2 separate regions of the Homo sapiens genome follow, and region 1 is linked to region 2. Evidence: chromatin loops called from intact Hi-C (ENCODE). Cell type or tissue: PC-3. All regions are shown on one strand. Each heading gives the region's core, and the rest is flanking DNA. Links, peaks and the distances in the headings are about the cores only.

The links. Hi-C counts contacts between places; a loop is a spot of excess contacts. Peaks named below come from ENCODE experiments on the same cell type or tissue, not always from the same donor. Only the 100,000 strongest peaks of a DNase experiment are listed, where the experiment ranks them.
Region 1: a loop joins it to region 2, with 8 times the contacts of the local background. A loop is called at or near these places in 1 of 110 quality-filtered maps.

What each region holds. Positions count from the first base shown.
Region 1 is chr2:180,686,165-180,698,825 of GRCh38, reverse strand. SCHLAP1 (SWI/SNF complex antagonist associated with prostate cancer 1) reads right to left here and starts at 6,722. Exons shown (of 6, transcript NR_104325.1): 1 at 6,385-6,722. In PC-3, for the core only: no CTCF peak of the experiment used is centred there; DNase peaks (open chromatin) are centred at 6,325 and 8,015; H3K4me3 peaks cover 3,102 bases; H3K27ac peaks cover 3,258 bases.
Region 2 is chr2:180,756,651-180,769,311 of GRCh38, reverse strand. All of the region lies in intron 3 of SCHLAP1 (SWI/SNF complex antagonist associated with prostate cancer 1), which reads right to left. Among named protein-coding and RNA genes, the nearest start is that of SCHLAP1, 71 kb to the right of the region's middle. In PC-3, for the core only: no CTCF peak of the experiment used is centred there; no DNase peak of the experiment used is centred there; H3K27ac peaks cover 1,514 bases.

The sequences.
Region 1 (12,661 bases), core at 4,019-8,018, 71 kb after region 2:
TGGGATCTCAGCCAGTAGTGCAAACTGAGTGCTGCTTGCCAGGCTGAGTGGGCAGAACAAGCCCAGTGGGCCTGAGCAAAACTTGGGCAAAGGTGCCACCAGCCACAGAGGTTTCTGGCTGGTGAAACGACACTCCAAGGATCCTGTGACAAATAGATGTATGAAAATATCCTCAACATCATTAATCATCAGAGAAATGCAAATTAAATCCCCAATGAAGCATCATCTCATACTAGATTGAGTCTTATTAAAAAGTTGAAAGACAACAAAGGTCAGTTAAGGATGTGCAGAAATTGTGGTATTGTAAATTAGTACAGTCATGGCAAACAGTATAAAGGTTCCTCAAAAAACTAAACATAGAATTATCACATGATCCAGCAATCCCACTTCTGGGTATATACCCAAAGAAACTGAAATCGGCATGTTCATTGCAGCATTATTCACAGTAGTCAAGATATGGAAACAACCTAAGTGTCTAACAAGAGATGAATGGATTTTAAAAATGTGGCATATATACACAATGGAATACTACTCAGCCAACTGGCATATAGCAGCTGTTCAGTATCTGTACATGTAATCTAAATGTTACAAAATTTCTGCCATACTATTCCTGTGGTAGTGAATGTTTCACAAAATCTGATGGTTTTATAAGGGGTTTCCACTTTCGCTTCTGTCTCATTTTCCTTCTTGCCTGCTGCCACGTAAGGAAGTCCCTTGCTCTTCCGCCATGATTGTGAGTCCTCCCAGCCATGTGGAACTGTGAGTCAATTAAATCTCTTTCATTTATAAGTTACCCAGTCTCAGGTGTGTCTTTATTAACAGCATTAGAACAGACTAATACAATTTGCATTCTCAACATAATCAACTTGTTCAAACCTCCCTCTTATACAAATAACCACATCCCTGGGTCCTACCTCCTCTAGGAGCTGTCCCCCCTCTTTTTCCTCTTGCTTGCTTCCTCTTCATGGCATCACTTTCTCCTCTCTTTCTTCCCCCAGCACGCTGCCATCAGTCTCTCTCATCTCAGCTTCTTCCTTGCAACTACTTCTTTATTTAGGTGATCTTTCTTCAATCTTTATGTTAATTTACTTCTCTGTAGTTCTCAAATATCTTAAATGACTTTGACTTTCTTGAAATTCTTTCTCTTTTTTCTGTAAAGTATTCTTCTCTTCTTCAGCTTTTCTGGATGTGTTTTTAAAGTTGGCTGTATAGATTTACATTCCTTCAATAGTAGTTATGCATGTGTTTTTTCCTAATATGCTTTCCTGGAGCTGTTTCTCTTCAAATATTTTCCCTAGATATCTTCCACATACATAAATTTAATAATCTTTTTCACTCCAGTGACTTTAAAATCCATATCACAGCCCAAATCTCATTTAATAAGCTCCAGGCCAGCATTCAACACAATATATTTATTTTCTTCCCCCCAAATTACCCCTCCTCTTTCTTCTCTTATTTTTGGCTAGGGTCAATAATATCTCGTCTAGTTATCTTTACAAAAAAAAGCAAATCTGAGACCAGATTTTGTATTTGAGTATTCCTTCTCATTCACCTTCTCCATAGAATTTGTCTTGAGTTGAATCTGATTCTACTGCTTTAGTATCTGTAGAATCTTCTCTCCTACAGTGACTGACTCAGTTGAGGTCTTCACCTTTACTATATCAGTCTTCTAATTTATCTCCCTGTGTCCATTTTGTATTCATTTCAATTCTTCCTCATTTCTCATTCTAAAAGACTACGACCATGTCAGTACCTTGCTTAAAAGCCTTTTACAATTCCTCATGACACACAGAGTTAGATTTGGGTGTCTAGCATGTCAATGAGTCCTTTGTAATGTGACATCACCTCACCAAGTCCCACCCGACTCCATCTGACTCTCCCCCTTGCCCGGTACTTTCCCTATCCCATCAGGAGGACAAGTTCACATACTGGTGCTTTTGTCCAAGCCACATTTTCTACACTTTCTACCTGGGTTCACCCCCAGGCTCATTGCCCCTTGTGCCCAAAAAGACACATACTACTCATATCCTGGAAACAACTACATCTTTGTTTTTCCACCTCAGTTCAGGATTTTGGAGATCTCCTTAACATGCCAGATCTGGTTTGGATGCTCTCTTACACGATTCTGTGACACCAAATGATTTCCAATAATAAAGTTACATTTGTTAAATAAAAGGAGTATGTTGTGTACAATTTTGTAATTTAAGCACCTGGGACCATAACCAGCATGTAGCAGGTGTTCAGTACCTGTAAGCGTAATATAAACCTTACAAAATTTCTGCCCTTACACAAACACCCATCACCTTTTAAGAAAAATATTTAATGGCATCATTTCTTATATAATTTTTTAGAACTCCTATTTGGCTATACTTTCTCATTCTATTCACGAGGTCTCTTAAATATATAGTTAGGCACCACATAACACCATTACTGTATATATCATGGTGGTCTCATAAGATTGTACTACTATATTTTATTGTACTTTTCTATGTTTAGATACACAAATACTTACAATTGTGTTATAATTGCCTACAGTATTCTGTACAGTAACACGACATGCAGGCTTGTAGCCTAGAAGCAATAGGCTGTACCACATAGCCTGGGTAAATCTAGCAGGCTATGACATCTATTAAGTACACTCTGTGATGTTTGCACAATGACAAAATTGCCTAATGATGTGTTTCTCAGAAGTGTATCCTCATTGTTAAGTGACACAGGACTGTATTTAAAATATTTTTGACATAAGGTTAAACACAATTAGAAGGATGAGATTTTATTTCTAAAAGCAAACTTACAAGATGGATGATTACAAAGATGTATCTTTAGAGACAACTAGAAGCCATCCATTTAAAGTGTGAAATGTCTGCTAGCTTCCATCACAATGACTAAATATTTCAAATATCTATTTTCTTAAGTAATTTTTTAAAATGTGTACTTCATTTAGGTGTCAGGAAAATGTACCATTTCATTTGATTAGTGTAAATCGAATTGCTGCAAACTGCTCTCTGAACCAACACCACGCTGTTTCAGAGGCGCATTAAGTAGTAAATCAACTTTATTGGAAATGCTGGGTCTCATCTTTTCAGAGGGAATGTTATGTACTTTTTCCAGAGGTGCAATAATTCTTTTACATTTCTGGAGTCTCTTTAGTAAATTGCTTCTGTTTAGTAAATTATCACTGCGCTAAGTAGCCCAAAGTAATGAAAGTATTATATTAAGAAGTGTCCAAAAGTCAGATCCCTGTGGTATTCCCTAGCTTTTAGCCGCATGTATTTAGTTTTCTCTTCTTATCCTCTCAGAGATTTCTCAGATACCTTTGCCAAACTTTTGACAAAGATCTGCCAGCATCCATTGGCCGGGCATTATGTTTTATGACCTGCTTCTGGGCTGTTTTTGGACTAAAAGACTGTCAATAATTAGAGCACAGTGAGGTGTTTAATGAAAGCATGCGATGCTGCATCCCAGGGATGAAAGCAATTGTTTGTGGCCAGAATCACACTTATGTGTATCTGTTGAATTAATTCATCTTCTATGGCGTTTCTCATTATGATAGAAAAATTTATCAGCAGCCTTATAAAGAGTAGGACTGGCTCAGTTTCACTTTTAAATGTGTTGCAATCACATGCTGTGAAGTGTGATTTTAAGTATTGCTCAGAAAACAATATTATGTTAAAAAAGCTCTGTCAGGTAGAAGAAGATGCATTTTAGATATGGAAAGCTTCCTTGATGGGCAGCATAAAGTATGTGTTAGGGAAGCTTTTTTCTTAAAGCAATTTAACCTAGCCCTTTCAACATAAGATGATTACTTCTGCTTTACTGAAAATGCACGTGTATTGAATCTGCTCAAATATGACAGCATGTGTTTTCTAATCTCTGGACATACACATATTAACCATTTTAACTGCCTTGTAGTATGACATTTTAGCCTACATGGTTTTAGAAACAGTCCTTGCTACATGCTTCACCAATTGCAACTTGCAGATTGAATGATCCTTTGAAAGCACTACCATAAATATTTCTGCAAATGAGTGATCTGTTCACATTACATCTGCTAATGCTATCTTATGGCAGAGCAAACAAATAGTTCAGACATCACATCACTGCACACGAGAACAGTAAGGGGCACTCTGGTGGGGTGTAGAACATCGTTTAGAATTGCATCAGTGATTGTCTTTGAGGAGCTAACCTGTCTTTTCAGAGACATATTTCTTGACAGCCTGTCACAGGGAGAGCTATGGATGTTCAGTGAACAAAGAATAATGCTAACATTGTATATGTTAAAAAGCCACAAACTTTAGTCTCAACAGCTTCTGACAAAATGTAAACATTTCCTTAGGGCTAATAGAATTTTGGAAAAAAAGAAGGATCACAAGAGATAAACACACTGACAATTGCAAAAAAAAAAAGATTATCGCATATAATTTATAACATTATTTATAATGAACTTCACAGCTGTTTTAAAATGATGACTGGGAAATTTACTTTATGTCTGAAATCTAAGCAGGTATTATAAGTTTTACCCTGATAGTTTCATTTCTCACAGCTTTCTCAGCAAAAGTTTACCAGAAATTGTTTATACCTTTCTCAGTCCAATGATTATTATTTTTATTTGTGAAACAAGAAATAATTAAAATATTTTCCATTTTGATGTCAATGTGAGATGTACTTCTGCATGAATGGCTAAAAATGGCTGACCTTTTTAAGATCTGTCTTTGCAGAAAAAGATTCATTGTAGTTTTCAAAGGAAAGAAACTTAAATGGGAAATATAACTTTATGTTTTAAAGTAACTCAACAAACTTTGGAAAATAGACCAATAAATTTTTTATGATCAGTCATATCATGTCATGTCATCTTCAGAATGAGTTGATCACAGCTAAAGATACAATATTCATAGAGTCAATCTTCTCATTTCCATAGCACAGCCAATAATCTGCCAATGAAAGGGCCTTTAGTACTCATTTGTACAGGATGCAAATGTTTCGGCTTGGCAGCTTGAAATGAAAGTTTCATTTTTAAAATCAAATAAAGATCATTAATGCTCACATGAATCAACAAATTCTAGAAGTCTTATAACATGTGCTAGCTGCATTTCCCATGAGTTAGACTAAATAAGCTGTTCATTTCTCAGCTATGTTTTTCTGCTTTTGAGATTTTTAAGATGTCATCCTATAGGCAAATAAAACAAAAAAATAAAGAGATTGCTCTGTCAACAGAACTTTCCTGTTCTGAGGCTTACACAAAGGAAGCTTAACTAGTAGCTTTAGTACTTTGTGAAGAAAAAAATTATACTCAAAAAGATGGTTGTGTTATAATTAAGAAAGTTTTTAAAAAATGTTTTTAAAATAGAAAATGGAGCATAGAGAAGTTCTAGAATTTCTTCCAGTTGCACTGCTCACTGGGAGTAGGACAGAGCTCTTTTGATTTACAGACTCCTGCTTTTCCCTACTCTTGTGTCTTCCTCTATGACAATACTAGCTTCTGCTGCAAGGAACGGATGATGTTGGGTGACCTATTGAAATTTCAGCCGCCTCCTTTCTTCTTTTTATTTCTTTCTTCTGATTCCCCAAATTCTTTTCTCCTCAACCTAATACAAATATATTACAGAATAATTGACAGTCTTAGAGCACAAACTACCACTATTATGAGTATCATGAGACCATTATTATTATTATTTTGAGACGGAGTTTCGCTCCTGTGGCACAGGCTGAGGTACAGTGGCATGATCTCCACTCACTGAAAGCTCTCTCCCCCGGGGTTCAAGCAATTCTCCTAACCCAGCCTTCCAAGTAGCTGGGATTAAAGGCACCACCAAGCCCAGCCAATTTTTAGTAGAGATGGGGTTTCACCATGTTGGCCAGGCTTGAACTCCTGACCACAGGTGACCCACCTGCCTCGGCCTCCCAAAGTGCTGGGGTTACAGGCATGAGCCACTGCGCCCAGCCGAGACCAATATTCTGCTTTGAGAATTTGCTGTGGCATAAAATAAAATTAGCTAGATTAATGTTCATAGAACCTTACAGTATTCAAGAAAGTCACTACCAACATTGCCAAATAGATTTAAGCTAAGCACAAAGGGAAAAATATAGAAAAGCACAAATCACACAGTCCTGGTAACTGTCTTCTGAAAAGCTAATATAATTATCCTAATAGGTATATTTGATAGGCCCTTACTGTGCAGAAGTCTGTCCTAGGAGTTAAGAAATAATAGGATTCAATAAAAACATACTCCTCTTTCTTCCGCAAGGAAATTTCAGTCTGACCAATCAGGAGTTTGTGCCACACAGCCAGCACAGTGTTCACCTAGAAAAACTAGTCCAACCAAACAGTGATTCAGGGTACTCCTGTGACTAATTTATATTCTCACTCAGCTGGGGAAAACTCACCCTGAGGACTTGAAATTGTGTCCAGAACTGGTGGGTTCTTGGTCTCACTCACTTCAAGAATGAAGCCGCGGACCCTCGCAGTGAGTGTTACAGTTCTTAAAGGCGGCGTGTCCGGAGTTTGTTGCTTCTGATGTTCAGATGTGTTCGGAGTTTTTTCCTTCTGGTGGGTTCGTGGTCTCGCTGGCTCAGGAGTGAAGCTGCAGACCTTCGCGGTGAGTGTTACAGCTCTTAAGGCGGCGCGTCGGGAGTTGTTCGTTCCTCCCAGTAGGCTCGTGGTCTCGCTGGCTTCAGGAGTGAAGCTGCGGACCTTCGCGGTGAGTGTTACAGCTCATAAAAGCAGTGTGGACCCAAAGAGTGAGCAGTGGCAAGATTTATTGCAAACAGAGAAAGAACAAAGGTTCCACAGCTTGAAAAGGGACCCCATCAGGTTGCCACTGCTGGCTCGGGCAGCCTGCTTTTATTCTCTTACCTGGCCCCACCCACATCCTGCTGATTCGTAGAGCCGAGTGGTCTGTTTTGACAGGGCGCTGATTGGTGCGTTTACAATCCCTGAGCTAGACACAAAGATTCTCCAAGTCCCCACCAGACTCAGGAGTCCAGCTGGCTTCACCCAGTGGATCCTGCACGGGGGCTGCAGGTGGAGCTGCCTGCCACTCCCGCGCCCTGTGCCTGCACTTCTCAGCCCTTGGGTGGTCGATGGGACTGGGCACCGTGGAGCAGGGAGCGGCGCTCATCGTGGAGGCTCGGGCCTCACAGGAGCCCATGGAGGCGGTGGGAGGCTTAGGCATGGCGGGATGCAGGTCCCGAGCCCTGCACCGCGGGAAGGCAGCTAAGGCCCGGTAAGAAATCGAGCGCAGCGCCGGTGGGCTGGCACTGCTGGGGGACCCCGTACACCCTCCGCAGCCGCTGGCCCGGGTGCTAAGCCCCTCATTGCCCGGGGCCGGCAGGGCCGGCCGGCTGCTCCGAGTGCGGGGCCCGCCAAGCCCACGCCCACCTGGAACTCCAGCTGGCCCGCAAGCGCCAGGCGCAGCCCGGGTTCCCACTCGCGCCTCTCCCTCCACACCTCCCTGCAAGCTGAGGGAGCCGGCTCCGGCCTTGGCCAGCTCAGAAAGGGGCTCCTACAGTGCAGCGGTGGGCTGAAGGGCTCCTAAAGTGCCGCCAAAGTGGGAGCCAAGGCAGAGGAGGCGCTGAGAGCGAGCGAGGGCTGTGAGGACTGCCAGCACGCTGTCACCTCTCAAAATGACCCACTGAAAAGCCATATTTTACTGTCTTATCTCCCTCTCCTTGACTCTGAGAAACAAGGGGCTGAAATCCAGTATAACTCCACCTAAATGTATTCTCCTTAGCTCAGGTGTGCTGACTTGTTTCTAATACCACCCAGGGATTCAGGGATACTATTAGTGGTTTACTGTTAAGCAGCAATATCATAACAGGGAATACTTTCCTTGGCTATGGGTCTGTGTTTTGAAATACTATATAAAATACTTATAAGCATTACATCTGATTATTTAACACAGCAGCAGTCTTTCCTTATAAATACACACACACACACATACACACACACACACACACACAGGGAGAGAGAGAGAGAACAATGGAAGAGAGAAGAATATCTGTCTCATACCAACATCTTATGTTGTATCATTTCCCAGGCAACTGATGATTAAAGATAAATATATGCAAGCTGTACAATGACTGTAAACAGCCTATGATTCAGGAATAAACTACTTTCATGAAAAACTAATGGCCAGAATGCCTCTCTATATATGTACTAAGACTTGGAAGGAAGGAAGAAAGGAAGGAAAGAAGGGAGGGAGGAAGGGAGGGAGGGAGGAAACTGAAGAAGGTGAGAAGAGACCTATATTTTCCTACCAAATTAAATTTCCTGCATTAAAGGGAAAAGAAAACCTGGAGGTGATATTTTGGTTGGCCTCATACATCAAAAGGAACATTGTTCAGTTACATCTGGTATCAAATAAAAAGTGTTCATGTAACTTTAAGATTGACTGAGCCCCAATACCCTCTTCCAACCATGGTGAGTGATACTGCAAACTCCCTGGAATCCATTTTCTATCCGTTTGTTCAGTATTTGTTATGCACAACCACTTAGCTATTTGCATCACACAATTTGTATTTTATCATGAAGTTCAACGTCCATGTGCTCTGTGTCTTCTTGTGTGACCCTAAAGCAACTGAGGGAGGACACCATGTTGTGCAGTCTCCATCACTGGGTATCTACTGCATCTACTATCTCCAGCTAATCCAGGAGTAATACACAGTTGTCCAAAATAGAACTTCTTATCATTAGCATCTTCAAATCATGCACAAAGTTTAACAGAAATACATTATGTCCTAATTATACACGTTAGCATTACCAACAGAGGAGATTTGAGGCTCAGTTTGGGGTTCTTTTGGGCTATTGATTATTCTTGCTTTGAAAAACTTCCAGGCAGTAATCATGTCTATGAAAAACTTTGGGACCTTTTCATGAGCTGAAGTTGGGTAGTGCTGTTTTCTGAAAAATGACTTGATTCCTTACAGACATTCATTTGGCCTATATCTGGACAGATAACCATCATTCTGGAGCCATCTCTGAGGTAGACTTGATGTATCCAGTGACCATTTAACAGAAGGAAGAGATAATGGCAGGATACACTGAGATGTCTTTAACAATGACTTGCTTGCATTAAATGTCAGGACAATATGCTTTAACAAAACATCCACAAAACAGAGTTCAATGGGTGTTTGACATAAAAAAATGAAATATTGTGTTAAAGGGATTAAAACTGTGATAAAATCAAACTTGAATCTGTTTAATTTTTTTCATCAATTGTAACTCTTTCTTTTGGTGCAAATTGGTATTGGTTAGCAACCTAAAAATAATAGGATCCAACATGTTACAACAATGTGGCTGAGTGTTCTTTTCAATTCTATTCAGAGAAACAAAATTATAATATTAAAGGGCAGTGTATGTGTGTGTGTTTAGGAACTAGTTTTGTATAATTTTTTTATCATCTTAAAAACTATTATTACTTGATTTGGATGAATTTTGGCCATAGATATCCAAGTTCCCATATTCGTTTTCATCATAAGTCTATTGTTTTAGTTAGAAGCTATTTTTAACCAAAACTAATATTGTATGAACCATTTATGTACATGGACAAAATGAAAAAAGCAGACAATAGCCCAGGTGTCTTAAGAATGCCCTGATGCTATGAAATTATATGCTGTCTTCTCTACTCATACGACTATATTCATTTTAATAGTTTTAGGGCCTTAAGCCCAACCATCCCCTATAACACTGTTACCCATTATTCATGATATACTAGATAGATTGAAAGAAAACATTTGGGAGGCCCAGAGGATTCATAAGGGGAAACACACTCTGAAAGGTTAAGGCAGAGTAAGATTGTGGCTGATGATAAGGCCTAATTGAGGAAATTTTACTTTAAATGGAGGAGCTACTGAAACAATCTGTAAGGGAGGTAAGATGGTAGGAGCAGAGGTTTAGATGAATGAGCTGCACAGTAGTGTGCCAAAGGCAATCTTCTAGAGAAAAAGAGGCACAAAAACAGTCAAAATGGAAAGAGATTCACATCTCCAGTGTTGCAAAGTAATAACAGGCAGCAGTTAGTTAATATTTAAAGATGGGAAGGATTCAAAGATAACCCTAAGTTTTCATTCCAGCTGGATAAGACAACAATTGAAAGCTAACAGCATTAAAAATATAAAGAAAAAGAAACAATTCTGGATGGTAAGCTATTAAATGTGTTTTAAAACACTGAATTTGACATAAAAATATTCATATTAAAATATACTTAGGAGTCTTTATATTTGCATAAAGATTTATATTTTCAAGGCATTTTCTCATGGTATTTTGTAACATTCTCACAACTTTAGGCACTATTATTATGCCCATTTTACAAATACAAAACTGAAGGTCAAATAAGTTGAATGAATTATTTAAAGACACAGCTTACAACTGCAGAGCTAGGATTCTAACACAAATATCCTGATTCTTAAGTCTTGAATAAATGTTTATATTTGTTATTTGGAGACAGAAGATTAGAGTTTGTCCCTGAGATTTTGGAAGTTATTAGTTAAGAGAAAATAGTGAAAGACAAAACCAGGCAGAAGGAATCACAAGATAGCAGATAGGTCCAACATTTATTGTATTTCATTCATCTATGTTTCTTGGGTTGAATTGTTACCTACCTTGACTTCTTTTCCTGTCTAGCAAAATATCTTTTAAAATGATGTAAAATCTACTATTTTCCCTAGTTGATTCCCATACCATTCTCCCTCTTCCGTCTGCCCTTCCCCACAGTAGTTTTCTTTTCTCTCTCTCTTTTTTAAAGCCACAGCTGATCACATATTATCTATCTTGCCATCTTTGCTTCATGCCATATCCTACTTCTGATTTTTCTCTTTTGCTGTGAAAATTATGCTTAAGTGAAAATCTGTAAGTTGAAATCTAGTCTCATGTCCTGTGAGTCTCCTAAAGTTTGCTTGAAGAGTAATACCATGAGCTCAAGCAGTCAAGATAAAAGTAACCTTGAATTCAGGGAAGAAGAGGAATTAGTCAAATGAGCCATACCTTATCCAATTAACTGAAACCTCCCTGACGATGCCTATCCTCTCTGTATTTTCAGCTATCTTTCTTTCTTGGGAATTCCCAGAATAAAAACTCCAGCTATCTGAAAAGTCTATTTTATTTTAAATGTATTATTCCACAATGTGGAAAAATAGTATATTGTTTTAAGGGGTATTTTTAATAATATAAAATCAATCAAAGAATTGGTCCCTTTCTTAAAAGAAATTGTTTCATATTGTTGGGTAGAAATTGCGTGTGTGTGTGTGTGTGTGTGTGTGTGTGTGTGTGTGTGTTTTGTGTGTGTATGCGTGTATGTATGACATATAAAATGGCATAGGTGAAATAATATAAAGAAATGTACCATTATAGCCTGATGACATTTAGTGGAGAATGTTCTTTGGAGCATTGAAGGGTGGAGTCAGGCTCTAAAAAAAGGGAGAGATCTAGATGGTGGAAATAGGATGGGATTCCAACTGGGGAAAATAAAAAGAAGCAAAGCATAGATAGGCATTAGTACTAACATGTGCAAAGGACACAGAAGATGTGGACCTGCTAGAGAAAAATGAGTAGGAACAGACTTAAATTAGAAGTTAATGTCCCCCACTTAAGCTTTGACTTTCTAGGACTAGTTTAAGTAGTAGTTTTTGACTCATTTGATCTGTCTTTTTTCTCTCAGTCTCACTCTCTTTTTAATATCTGGCAAAAGCTTAAGGACAAAATTTAGCCAATTAAAGTTTTTCCTTAAAGTGGCATTTATTTTTTAACTTATTAAAATAACTTATTTATAGATGCTCCCCTAATTAGAGGCTAATTTAGAGGCTACCAAAAAAGAAAATAATTAGAGGCTACCAAAAAAGAAATAAAAACACTGGCCTTGGGAACAAAGATTAATATAATTTATAGTTTTCTGGGTCTACGTAATAGTACAAATACTATTTGCCCATATTTAATGGGCAAATAGTATCAAATGATGACATGAAGCAGTTTAAAGACAAATAATGACATTTGTCTAGTAGCCCCTGGCACACCTGTTCTCAATTTCCACAGAAGACACCTTTAAAGACAGAGAAAAAAAACAAGTCACAAAGGTACCAGAAAATAGGTCTGAAAGTTTGCCTCTGCCTGAATTAGAAGTGAAGTCTTTTAAACTGCAAGACTAATGTAGCTAGGTTGGTAATTGAAATGGGAGTAATAAGGTCCTGTTATTGGTACTCCTGAAGGAAGTAGGAAGGTCTTCCAAGCCTCACCTTCCCCAGCCCTACCCCCATCACAGTTGGATTCCAGAATACCAGGCAGTTTCCCCTGTGCTTTATAGCTGTTATCCTTGGAGGGGTTTAGATATATACCATCATGCTATCTCAGACATTCAGGGTTTGCAACTCCAAACATCAAGTGCATGATGTATCCTGGAAGGTGCTATGAGCCTAAAAATAGCCTGGGTAGGTTTATTTTCTGTGTTGACCTTAAAATCTTTTCATATACCTCTTGGAAAATGGACTCAGTGTAGACACTTCATGGTTTGTGTTCTGCTCTTCAGCTGTTTGGGGAGACTGGTCAGAGTCACGTCTTCACACAAGGTTCTTTCAAAGCTGGAGGGCAGCTCAGCTACAGTGAAGAACTGTCCTTGAATTTCAGCTGGATACCTTTCAGATTTTCAGTTATTTCCTTGATCTAGGGATAGAC
Region 2 (12,661 bases), core at 3,948-7,947:
CATGTCATCCGCAAACAGGGACAATTTGACTTCCTCTTTTCCTAATTGAATACCCTTTATTTCCTTCTCCTTCCTGATTGCCCTGGCCAGAACTTCCAACACTATGTTGAATAGGAGTGGTGAAAGAGGGCATCCCTGTCTTGTGCCAGTTTTCAAAGGGAATGCTTCCAGTTTTTGCCCATTCAGTATGATATTGGCTGTGGGTTTGTCATAGATAGCTGTTATTATTTTGAGATACGTCTCATCAATACCTAATTTATTGAGAGTTTTTAGCATGAAGGTTGTTGAATTTTTTCAAAGGCCTTTTCTGCATCTATTGAGATGATCATGTGGTTTTTGTCGTTGGTTCTGTTTATATGCTGGATTACGTTTATTGATTTGCGTATGTTGAACCAGCCTTGCATCCCAGGGATGAAGCCCACTTGATCATGGTGGATAAGCTTTTTGATGTGCTGCTGGATTCGGTTTGCCAGTATTTTATTGAGGATATTTGCATCAATGTTCATCAGGGATATTGGCCTAAAATTCTCTTTTTTTGTTGTGTCTCTGCCAGGCTTTGGTATCAGGATGATGCTGGCCTCATAAAATGAGTTAGGGAGGATTCCCTCTTTTTCTATTGATTGGCATAGTTTCAGAAGGAATGGTACCAGCTCCTCCTTGTACCTCTGGTAGAATTCAGCTGTGAATCCGTCTGGTCCTGGACTTCTTTTGGTTGGTAGGCTATTAATTATTGCCTCAAATTTCAGAGCCTGTCATTGGCCTGTTCAGAGATTCAACTTCTTCCTGGTTTAGTCTTGGGAGGGTGTATGTGTCCAGAAATTTATCCATTTCTTCTAGATTTTCTAGTTGATTTGCATAGAGGTGTTTATAGTATTCTCTGATGGTAGTTTGTATTTCTGTGGGATTGGTGGTGACATCCCCTTTATCATTTTTTATTGCATCTATTTGATTCTTCTCTCTTTTCTTCCTTATTAGTCTTGCTAGCAGTCTATCAATTTTGTTGATCTTTTCAAAAAACCAGCTCCTGGATTCATTGATTTTTTGAAGGGTTTTTTGTGTCTCCATTTCCTTCAGTTCTGCTGTGATCTTAGTTATTTCTTGCCTTCTGCTAGCTTTTGAATGTGTTTGCTCTTGCTTCTCTAGTTCCTTTAGTTGTGATGTTAGGGTGTCAATTTTAGATCTTTCATGCTTTCTCTCGTGGGCATTTAGTGCTATAAATTTCCCTCTACATACTGCTTTGAATGTGTCCCAGAGATTCTGGTATGTTGTGTCTTTGTTCTCGTTAGTTTCAAAATCGTTATGTACCCAGTAGTCATTCAGGAGCAGGTTGTTCAGTTTCCATGTAGTTGAGCGGTTTTGAGTGAATTTCTTAATCCTGAGTTCTAGTTTGATTGCACTGTGGTCTGAGAGACAGTTTGTTGTGATTTCTGTTCTTTTACATTTGCTGAGGAGTGCTTTACTTCCAACTATGTGGTCAATTTTAGAATAAGTGCAATGTGGTGCTGAGAAGAATGTATATTCTGTTGATTTGTGGTGGAGAGTTCTGTAGTTGTCTATTAGGTCTGCTTGGTGCAAAGCTGAGTTCTAGTCCTGGATATCCTTGTTAACCTTCTGTCTCGATCTGTCTGATATTGACAGTGGGGTGTTAAAGTCTCCCATTATCATTGTGCGGGAGTTTAAGTCTCTTTGTGGGTCTCTAAGGACTTGCTTTATGAATCTGGGTGCTCCTGTATTGGGTGCATACATATTTAGGATAGTTAGCTCTTCTTGTTGAATTGATCCTTTTACCCTTATGTAATGGCCTTCTTTGTCTCTTTTGATCTTTGTTGGTTTAAAGTCTGTTTTATCAGAGACTAGGATTGCAACCTCTGCCTTTTTTTTTGTTTTCCATTTGCTTGGTAGATCTTTCTCCATCCCTTTATTTTGAGCCTATGTGTGTCTCTGCATGTGAGATGGGTCTCCTGAATACAGCACACTGATGGGTCTTGACTCTTTGTCCAATTCGCCAGTCTGTGTCTTTTAATTGGGGCAGTTAGCCCGTTTACATTTAAGGTTAATATCGTTATGTGTGAATTTGATCCTGTCATTATGATGTTAGCTGGTTATTTTGCCTGTTAATTGATGCAGTTTCTTCATAGCATTGATGATCTTTACAGTTTGGCATGTTTTTGCAATGGCTGATATCGGTTGTTTCTTCCCATGTTTAGTGCTTCCTTCAGGAGCTCTTGTAAAACAGGCCTGGTGGTGAAAAAATCTCTCAGCATTTGCTTGTCTGTAAAGGATTTTATTTCTCCTTCACTTATGAGGCTTAATTTGGCTGGATATGAAATTCTTGTTTGAAAATTCTTTTCTTTAAGAATGTTGAACATTGGCCCCCACTCTCTTCTGGCTTTTAGGGTTTCTGCCAAGAGATCTGCTGTTAGTCTGATGGGCTTCCCTTTGTGGGTAACTCGACTTTTCTCTTTGTCTGCCCTTAACATTTTTTCCTTCATTTGAACCTTGGCAAATCTGACAATTATGTGTCTTGGGGTTGCTCTTCTCGAGGAGTATCTTTGTGGTGTTCTCTGTATTTCCTGAATTTGAATGTTGACCTGCCTTGCTAGGTTGGGGAAATTCTCCTGGATAATATCCTGAAGAATGTTTTCCAACTTGGTTCCATTCTTCCCAACCCTTTCAGGTACACCAATTGAATGTAGATTTAGTCTTTTCACATATTCCCATATTTCTTGGCGGCTTTGCTCATTTCTTTTTACTCTTTTTTCTCTAACCCTGTTTTCTTGCTTTATTTCATTAATTTGATCTTCAATCATGGATACCCTTTCTTCCACTTGATCTAATTGGCTATTGAAGCCTGTGCATGCATCACAAAGTTCTTGTTCCATGGATTTCAGCTCCATCAGGTCATTTAAGGTGTTCTCTACACTGTTTATTCTGGCTAGCCATTTGTCTAACCTTTTTTCAAGGTTTTTAGCTTCCTTGCAATGGGTTCACACGTGCTCCGTTAGCACAGAGAAGTTTGTTATTACTGGCCTTCTGAAGCCTACTTCTGTCAACTCATCAAAGCCATTCTCTGCCCAGCTTTGTTCCATTGCTGGCGAGGAGCTGTGATCCTTCGGAGGAGAAGAGGTGCTCTGATTTATAGAATTTTCAGATTTTCTGCTCTGGTTTCTCCCCATCTTTGTGGTTTTATCTACCTTTGGTCTTTGATGTTGGTGACCTACAGATAGGATTTTGGTGTAGATGTCCTTTCTGTTGATGTTGATGCTATTCCTTTTTGTTTGTTAGTCTTCCTTCTAACAGTCAGATCCCTCAGCTGCAGGTCTGCTGGAGTTTGCTGGAGGTCCACTGCAGACCCTGTTTGCCTGGGTATCACCAGTGGAGGCTGCAGAACAGCAAATATTGCAGAACAGCAAATATTGCTGCCTGATCTTTCCTCTGGAAGCTTCGCCCCAGAGGGGCACCCACCTATATGAGGCATCTGTTGGCCCGTAATGGGAGGTGTCTCCCAGTTAGGCTATACGAAGGTCAGGGATCCACTTGAGGAGGCAGTCCGTCTGTTCTCAGAGCTCAAATGCCGTGCTGGGAGAACCACTACTCTCTTCAGAGTTGTCAGACAGGGACGTTTATGTCTGCAGAAGTTCTCTGCTGCCTTTTGTTCAGCTATCCCCTGCCCACAGAGGTGGAGTCTAGAGGCAGTAGGCCTTGTGGAGCTGCAGTGGGCTCCGCCCAATTTGAGCTTCCCAACCGCTTTGTTTACCTACTCAAACCTCAGCAATGGTGGATGCCCCTCCCCAAGCCAGGCTGCTGCCTCCCAGTTCTATCTCAGACTGCTGTGCTAGCAGTGAGCAAGGCTCCATGGGCGTGGGACCCACTGAGCCAGGCACAGGAGAGAATCTCCTTGTCTGCCAGTTACTAAGACCTTGGGAAAAGTGTAGTATTTGGGTGGGAGTGTCCCGTTTTTCCAGGTACAGTCTGTCATGGCGTCCCTTGGCTAGGAAAGGGAAATCCCCTAACCCCTTGTGCTTCCCGAGTGAAGTGATGCCCCGCTCTACTTCAGCTTGCCCTCCGTGGACTGCACCCACTGTCCAACCAGTCTCAATGAGATGAACCAGGTACCTCAGTTGGAAATGCAGAAATCACCCATCTTCTGCATCAATCATGCTGGGAGCTGCAGACCACAGCTGTTCCTATTTGGCCATCTTTGAACCGACAATTTTCTTTTTCATTGAAAACCAGTGAATTTTTTAAAAAAGAATCCAGGTCTATAACTATGGGATTGACAATACAATATTGGTTATGAAAAAGTCAAGTTTCTGGACCTGGATCATCGTAACATTGCCAATATACTGTGAGACCATCTGGTAATACCTCTTTGTGACTATCTGGTCAGCAATTTTCTGGCATAACCCCTGCAACTCTCAGAAATAGGGAACTAGATTTCAGAAACAAATATAGAATAATGACTTCTCTATTTGCACATCTGTAGCTCATTTATTAATTTGCAAAAAATCAGATTTCAATAACCATCATTGTATCAACATCTAGAATAGAATGTGCAATTCAGTTTTTTATTTTATTTTATTTTATTTTAATTTTATTTATTTTTTGAGATGGAGCCTCAGTCTTGTTGCCCAGGCTGGAGTGCAATGATGTGATCTTGGCTCACTGCAACCTCAGCCTCCCTGGGTTCAAGTGGTTCTCCTGCCTCAGCCTCCCAAAGTGCTGGGATTACAGGTGTCGACCACCATGCCTGACTAATTTTTGTACTTTTAGTAGAGACAGGGTTTCACCATGTTGGCCAGGCTGGTCTTGAGCTCCTGACCTCAGGGTATCTGTCCACCTCAGCCTCCCAAAGTGCTGGGATTATAGGCATTAGCCACTGCCCCTGTGCAATTCAGTTTAACTCTAAGTCTAAGTCAATTGGAAAGATATTCATTTACCTATGTATTCCTCACAACTCTTAGTCTCTCGAGGTGCTTTGCGAAAGTATTTTTGGGATTAAGAAGTTTAGAAAACACTGTATACTCTATTTCTATTTAGAGATTCAGAACGTATATTAGCCTTTAAGGATATGACAAGTATTCAGGATATCTGTTTAACTTTAATCCAGCATTTTCCCTTTTTTCTCCATCCCCTCCCTCTTTTGTGTAACCAATTATTCATTAATATCCCTTATAACACACTCGTGTATTATCATTGCTATCTATTTCTTACCCTACTTCATGTGTTTAAAGTCATTTAATATTATTAAGGCTTGTAATTGGGAAAATTAATCTGTTTTTGCACATTTATAAAGGTTGAATGCATCATGATTATTTACTTTGCTCTGCAATAATATTCAAATCAGTTTCTGCTTATCTCCTTTTTACATGAGGTTTGTCCTCTTAATAACATTCAGTTTACCAAATATGGCAAAAATGCATTTTCATTTCTCACATAGCTAGAAAATCTTTGCAGTATCTGGGCAAATAATTTTCTTCCTGCATTTCCTAGTGTACATTTATTTGCTTTGCTCTGTCAATATGCTTCAGTTGCAAATGTAAACATTGAAATGATCTGAAATTCCCTCTGACAGAGAGGTTTCCACCACTGATATACATTTCTCCTTGTATGTTTTGCTGTGTGAACAATTCCTTTCTTTGTTCACACATTAAGGCTTTGCCAGAGGCAGGCATTTATGGCATTAATATACAGAATGTTGTGGGTATCTCTTTTATTTTCTGGAAGGATAGCAGATGAAAACAATACTGAGCTCTAAAGGCATAAGTAAATACAAAAGATTTCAAAGACCAACTGCTAGCTGAAGTTTTCTTCAAGTTCAGTATATAACCATCTAACTCTGGGGGTAGAGTGTGTGCATGTGTGCATGGGAGCAGGCATGTGTGTCTATCCAGAGAGAGCGATTGAGAGAGAAAGAGAGAGAGAGAGAAGGTGGGGAGGGGGTAGATAAAGAGAGTTTGTCTCACAGCGTTGTTTCAAATGCCAGCCTCATTTTGCCTCTAAAAAAGAATAAAACCACAATTTTGTAATATATTTACTGATACAAAATATAGTTTAGACATATAGTGAGTCCATCATTAATGATACAAGAATGTTTCAACTAAGAAGACAGTTTATATTTCTGAAAAAAATATGATGAAAAGAAGAAAACATTGAGCTACTACATCTATTTTTGTGAAAATCTTAAATGAAATTTGAGGGTATACAAAGGAAGCAAAAGCAACCAAAAGAGACACCACTACTGTCAGACTCTCCCCAGAGGTTATGTGATCAAGTGGCTGAGGCACTTTTGCTAATGAGGCTCAGGCTTAATCTAAGCTTTAAAAGGAACATGTGGAATTTGTAATGTCCATAGCACTCTCTTCCCCATTTAGCTTTCTTTTCATTAGGCATGTCTAGATGAACACTAATATGTATTATATAATTTTTATTTAGCCACATCTCTGAGGAAGTCAGAACTGTGCGGCTATTCTCAGCTTCCATTATTAACCACATTTATCAGTATGAAGGAAGGAGAAGCCAGGAAATACCATTCCCATTTTATAGACAAGATAATAGAAACTGACTTCCTCTAGTTCATAGAGGACATAGAGACAAACTGGACATAGAGACAAACTGGAGTAGACACAGGTGGATAAAGTAAGTTTCATGACTTGATTACCCCAAAGCTTACTACTGCATCTTTGAGCATGGGGGCTGGAAAATAAGTCAGTGGTGTGTCCTTGGGTGCTAGAAGCAGAAAAAAGAAATGTAAGGAATCATCTCTCTCCAACATTGTAGCATTGCCATGCAGAGGCTGTCCTTATGCATATCTTTTTTTGTTTTTTTTTGAGATGTAGTTTCGCTCTTGTTGCCCAGGCTGGAATGCAATGGCACAGTCTCTGTTCACTGCAACCTCTGCCTCCCAGGTTCAAGTGATTCTCCTCTCTCAGCCTCCCAAGTAGCTGGCATTACAGGCATCCACCACCACGCCCGGCTAGTTTTTGTATTTTCAGTAGAGGCAGGGTTTCACCATGTTGGCCAGGCTGGCCTCAAACTCCTAACCTCAAGTGATCCACCTGCCTCGGCCTCTCAAAGTGCTGGGATTACAAGCATGAGCCATGTGCCAGGCCTCTTGTGCATATCCTGAAGCATGAATTCTACAAATGAAATAGAGTTCAGAAGGATTGACAGTGAAGAAGTGGAGTTGACCCAACAGGCAAGCCAAATTAATTTGGAAGTTATTTTGTTTGCCACACACTCCTCCTGAAACAAGGACAGCCCTTCTCTCCCAGTTATTACAGTATAGGACAATGGAAAGTCAGGAGGAGTCACACGAATCCTTTTCTGCTTTTCCAGACCAAGTGAAAGCTGTAAAGGGAAAGAGAGAACTAGCTATTGCTACATTAAGAAAATGAGGTGCCAAGTGAAAACCCCAAATCTTATTTTTACAGCCGCCAAGAAGTTTCAGTCTAGGATTCATGCTGGGAGCAAGGTGCACATCACGTGAAATTCACGGCCTACATCACAGGAGAGCGCCGTCGATACTCTGGAGCCCAATGCTGTATTTGGCACAGGAAGAGACGTTTGAAAATCAGAAAAGTTCACATTTCATGAGTTCTCGTCCAGAGTATTCTCTCTGGTCTCCACAGTGCTTTACTGTGAGCAGTGAAACAGCCTAAGCGAAGTAACCAGAAATCCACAGATATCAAGGAAAAGGGTTAGTTAGCTTGCGTTCAGTCTCTGACATTCCTGTGAATTGCTGGGAGCCAACGGGACACAGGCAGAGAATATCAGATTGCCCCCTCTGCCAGTCAGCTCTTGAATTAGTTTCCTATTGCAACTGTAACACATTACACAACCTTCGTGGCTCAAACAACACACATTAATTATCTCACAAATCTGGAGGTCAGAGTTTCAAAATGAGTCACACTGGGCTGAAATCAAAGTGTCGGCAGGACTACTTCCTTTCTAGAGGCTCCAGGGGAGTATTGTTTTCCTTGCCTTTTCCAGCTTCTAGAGGCTCTTTCGTTGGCAGCAGTGCCAGCAGTGGAAGATTAAGCTTTCACACTTCCCATTATTACAATCTCCTTTTCTGCCATCACACCTCCTTTCTTGACTCTGATGCAGCTCTGTCTCTGTCTTTATTGTTCAAAGACCCTTGTGATTACCTGGGCCCACTCAGAAAATCCAGGATCCTCTTCTGATCTTAAGGTTAGCTAATTAGCAACTTTAATTCCATCTGCAACCTCAATTCCTCTATGCCCTATAACATAACGCGCTCTCAGGTTCCAGATTAGGATGCGGACATTTTGGAGGGAAACTTTGTTTTGCTTAAAATAGCTCTATAGCTGCCCATCTCTCCACTTGGTACCATGTTGTCTTTATATAGTTATGGTTGAGTCATACTGTGGTTTAGTCCTGCTCTTTTCTATCAACACCTTCACATATATTGCCTCTTTAATTCTTAAAATATGTAAAAAAATCCTTGTTTTACAGAAGGAAAATAAGGCAAAGAAGGACTAGGTGACTTTGTCATTATTGGATATGAAATTGGGGGCAGAACTGATACTGAAGTCCAGGTTGACTGTCTCTGGATTTGATGTTGCTTTTGCTGAGTAACTGCCTCTCATGTAGATACATATATAATCTATATAAGTGTATACAGACAAGTTTATTTACACATATTTAGAGTGCTTATGCATGTTCTTGGCTCTCTGTTTATTGATGAAGTGGGGACAGTGATACTTCCCTTTCAGGGCTATTTGTAGAGTTAAAGAGAGAAGATATTTGGTATTTGACATCTAAATAAGATCAGGAAACTGGTGGTTTTATGACTAAATTTTGCATATCCTCCTGCACCTTTTGCAAACTGTTTGTTTTGGCTAAAACATATTTAAATATTAGGATTTGAGAGCCTTTTGGTGGTGCTCAGTCTCTGTGACCCACTGATCCCTAGTGTTTTATACCAAGCTGGAATCAGAACTTTATACAACCTGCTTGGGCCTCATAGGCATATAAGCTTGTATCCCTAAAATAAGTAGGAAAGGAGAAAAGAAAAACCCCTAAATATTTTGGGACATCATTTTTTTCTTAACATGCACCAATGTCCAAACTTATTAGGTAAGCAATAGCGCAAAAGATTTTGCTGCTTTTTAAAAGCAAATTAGGAACCACTTAGCAGAGAAATAAATAGAGAAAAAGAATACCATGGGCTTTTAGACACAATAATCTTTAGCATTAAATTTTTCTTTTTCTTTCTCTCAAATTTTTCTTCTGTGAACTAAAATTCAAGATAATGCTCCACTACAAATGATCTTCCAGAATTATAGGTCAGACTTCTGTAGTGGAAGAAATTCCCCTCATCTTATCATCTCTGCGGATGAGGTTAAAATCAGATGTGGATAAAGCACTGACATAGCATTAGGACAGAGGATTCCAGTGCTGAGAATAAAAGCAAATTCATTATTTCTTCTTGTACATAGCTTTTATAATGTAAATGATTCCAGAACTGAGGAGAAATGTGTAATTTGTAAAAGAATAAATGACACTACATGCAGTAATCTGCATATAATTCTTTCACAAACAATACATCCATTTTAGTATCAAAATGAAGAGAAGACTGCCAAAAAAGGACTTGAAATTGATGCACACAACATTTTCACCTTGAGTTCAAATTTATCTATAGAAGCAGCAATCATTCTGTGATTAAAAAATGTGTATGAAACTTATCCATAGGAAATAGGTACTATACTAAAGAGAATTAGAAGAATAGATGCTGAGTAACTCTATAAAAAAACTTTTCTTCTGGCTTTCATAACTAACCTCTTCTGTAGATAATTAGTTGTGGGCTATTATCCTCTATAGAGTTTTTTTTGTATTTTTGATTCAAAACTATAAGAATACATTTTAGAAATAATGATAGTCATAGCTTTTAAGCTATAGAGGAGTGGACTATTTCTTTAAAAAGCAATACATTCTAAAATTGTTCAGAAAGGATAACTGGTTTGAACAATACAATGCTCTTTTCTAGACAACTTATCATAAAAGCTAAGGACTAATCTCAGAAAGCACTGGAAACTAGAGACAATATTTAGGAAAATAATTAATTACATTAAACAAAACTATCTTCAGTTCTGTCTTATAGGCTTTGACACATCTTCTGATTTATCACTAAAAGGAGATAGAAATTCTCAATAATACTAAAAACCAATGTTATCTTACATGCTGTTGATGGAATTTGGGAACAATATCCAGTAAGCATGAGATTAATGGCCAACCTATACTTTGTCTTATGTGACCCAACAGAGTCACACAAGACACTTGCTTCATAAAAAAGAATATATGTGTTTGGGGTCGGAGGAGAGGTAATTTGTTTAATTCCTATTTTATGACTTCTGGATTTGGATATGAGAGTCTGAACCATGCTCAAAACTGAATAGCGGTCCCCTCACTCAACTTTAAGTATAATGAGTGCAGAAAATGACCTGTTTTTGCTGACACTTTTAAACCAGGGCCTACTACAGCACCAGGAATATATAGACTATATTTTTAGAATGAATGAATAGAAGTGGCTAGTAAAAACAGAAATTCAATAATTTGAAAACATTAAAAATTAAAAACAAAAGTTCTTGGGCTAAAATAAGATTCACAGATGTGGTTGAATACTATATGCTTATTTGAGGCAAAATCAAGAGATTCATACTTAAAAATATTCCAAGTTTTTTTTTTAATTCCTAGAATAAAAAAATTATGAGAATTTAGAAAGGCATCTTTTTTCTTTTCTTTTTTTTTTTCTTTTTCTTTTTTTTTTTTTTTACAATTTCCAGTACAGAGGGAGCAGACACTGTTGAAAGGCATACTAGGATTGGGACTCTTTTGGAAAGGTAGCTAAACATAACCTGCCAGAAATAGAAGTGGGACATTTACTTTGAGAGCTGTTCTATGCTCACATAATAGCAGTTTGGTTACAGAGAGACTCCTGGCTTAGGAATCAGAGAACCATGTACTGGGCTCAGATTGTCACAAACTAAACAGGTGCATTTGCAAAAATCAATTGTATTTTTATATACCAGCAATAACCAATTTGAAATATCACATTAAAACCCCCATCAAACTCTTAGGAATAAATTTAGTGAAAGTTTTACAAGAATTGTACTCTGGCAACTACTAATATTACTTAGAAAAATTAAAGACCTAGATAAATGAAGAGATATATTGTAATCATAGATTGGAAAAGTTTAGTATTTTTATATGTTAACTATCTTCAAATGTACCTACAGATTCAATCAAAATCCCAGCAGAGATTTTCATGGAAATTGATAACCTAATGCTAAAATTCATATAGAAATGCAAAGGACTAGCCTGGAAAATCTTGCAGATTAAAAGAGTTGAAGACAACTTGATTTTGAGATATACACAGGAGTGGAACCCCAGAGTTATGAATCTGGCAGTTTCAATGGGAACTGCTATACAGCTGCCCTCCTCTCCACATGAGAGAAGAACATAAATATTATCTTCCTAATATAAATAAATCTTTACTAAAACAAAAGTTGAAGATCCTTAAAGTATAATTCTTTGGAATGAAAACAAATGGCTCCTAGTTTCATTCCCCTTTGAAGTATAAATATGTAACTTTAAATTGTGGAGAGCAAATGTTTTGGGGGAGAAAAGAAGGCATTCCCTGTCTTTATAACTTGTCAATTTCCGTTGCTCAGGGGGCTGGGTCTCTGTAGGAACAGTGAAAAATCCGGGAAAGACTAACTTCCCTAGTACAGGCCATAATGTCTCTGTCTCACATGAAAGCAGTAGTATATATAATACATTAAAGAAATGAGTGTGGCTTTGTTCCAATGAAATCTTTTTATAAAAGAAGTAGCAGGCCAGATTTAACTCTTGGACTATATAGTTTGCCATCTCCTGCTGTGATGGTTAATTAGGTGTCAACTTGACTGGGTGAAGGGGTACCCAGATAGCTAGTAAAATATAGTCATATGCACCACATGATTACATTTCAGTCAACAATGAACCGTATATATGAAGGTGGTCTTAAAAATATTATAATGGAGCTGAAAAATTCCTATCACCTGTTCACATTGTGGCCACGGTAACATCATAGCACAATGCATCATTCATGTGTTAGTGGTGATGCTGCTGTAAACAAACCTATTGTGCTGCCAGTTGTATAAACGCATAGCACATACAATTAGTTATACTATAATACATAACACTTGAGAATGATAATAAACACCAGCTACTGGTTTAGGCATTTCCAAAACTATAATTTTTGTGGTTATTTTAGAGTGTACTTCTTCTACTTATACAAAAAGGTTTACTATGAAACAGTTATGCCATGTTACCCCAATAGCAGCCTCATATATCTTGTGTTCACCGCATCTTTTGATTGCATAATTTTCTCTTATGTTTAACGTAATCTCCTGTTGTTTTGTTCAGCATGGCCTCTAAGTCTTCAAAATCCACCGCTAATGTTGCCAAAAAGAGGTCATGTTCAGTGACTGACCTCGAAACGAAATTAAAAGTGATTAAGAACTACAAAGGTGAAAAATCAGTGATAGTTATTGTTCGCAGTCAGGCATGTCCCATTCCATGATGGTTACAATCCTGAAGGACATGAGCAAAGTAACAGAAACTGTTAAAGAATCTGCTTCTCTGAAGGCAATGC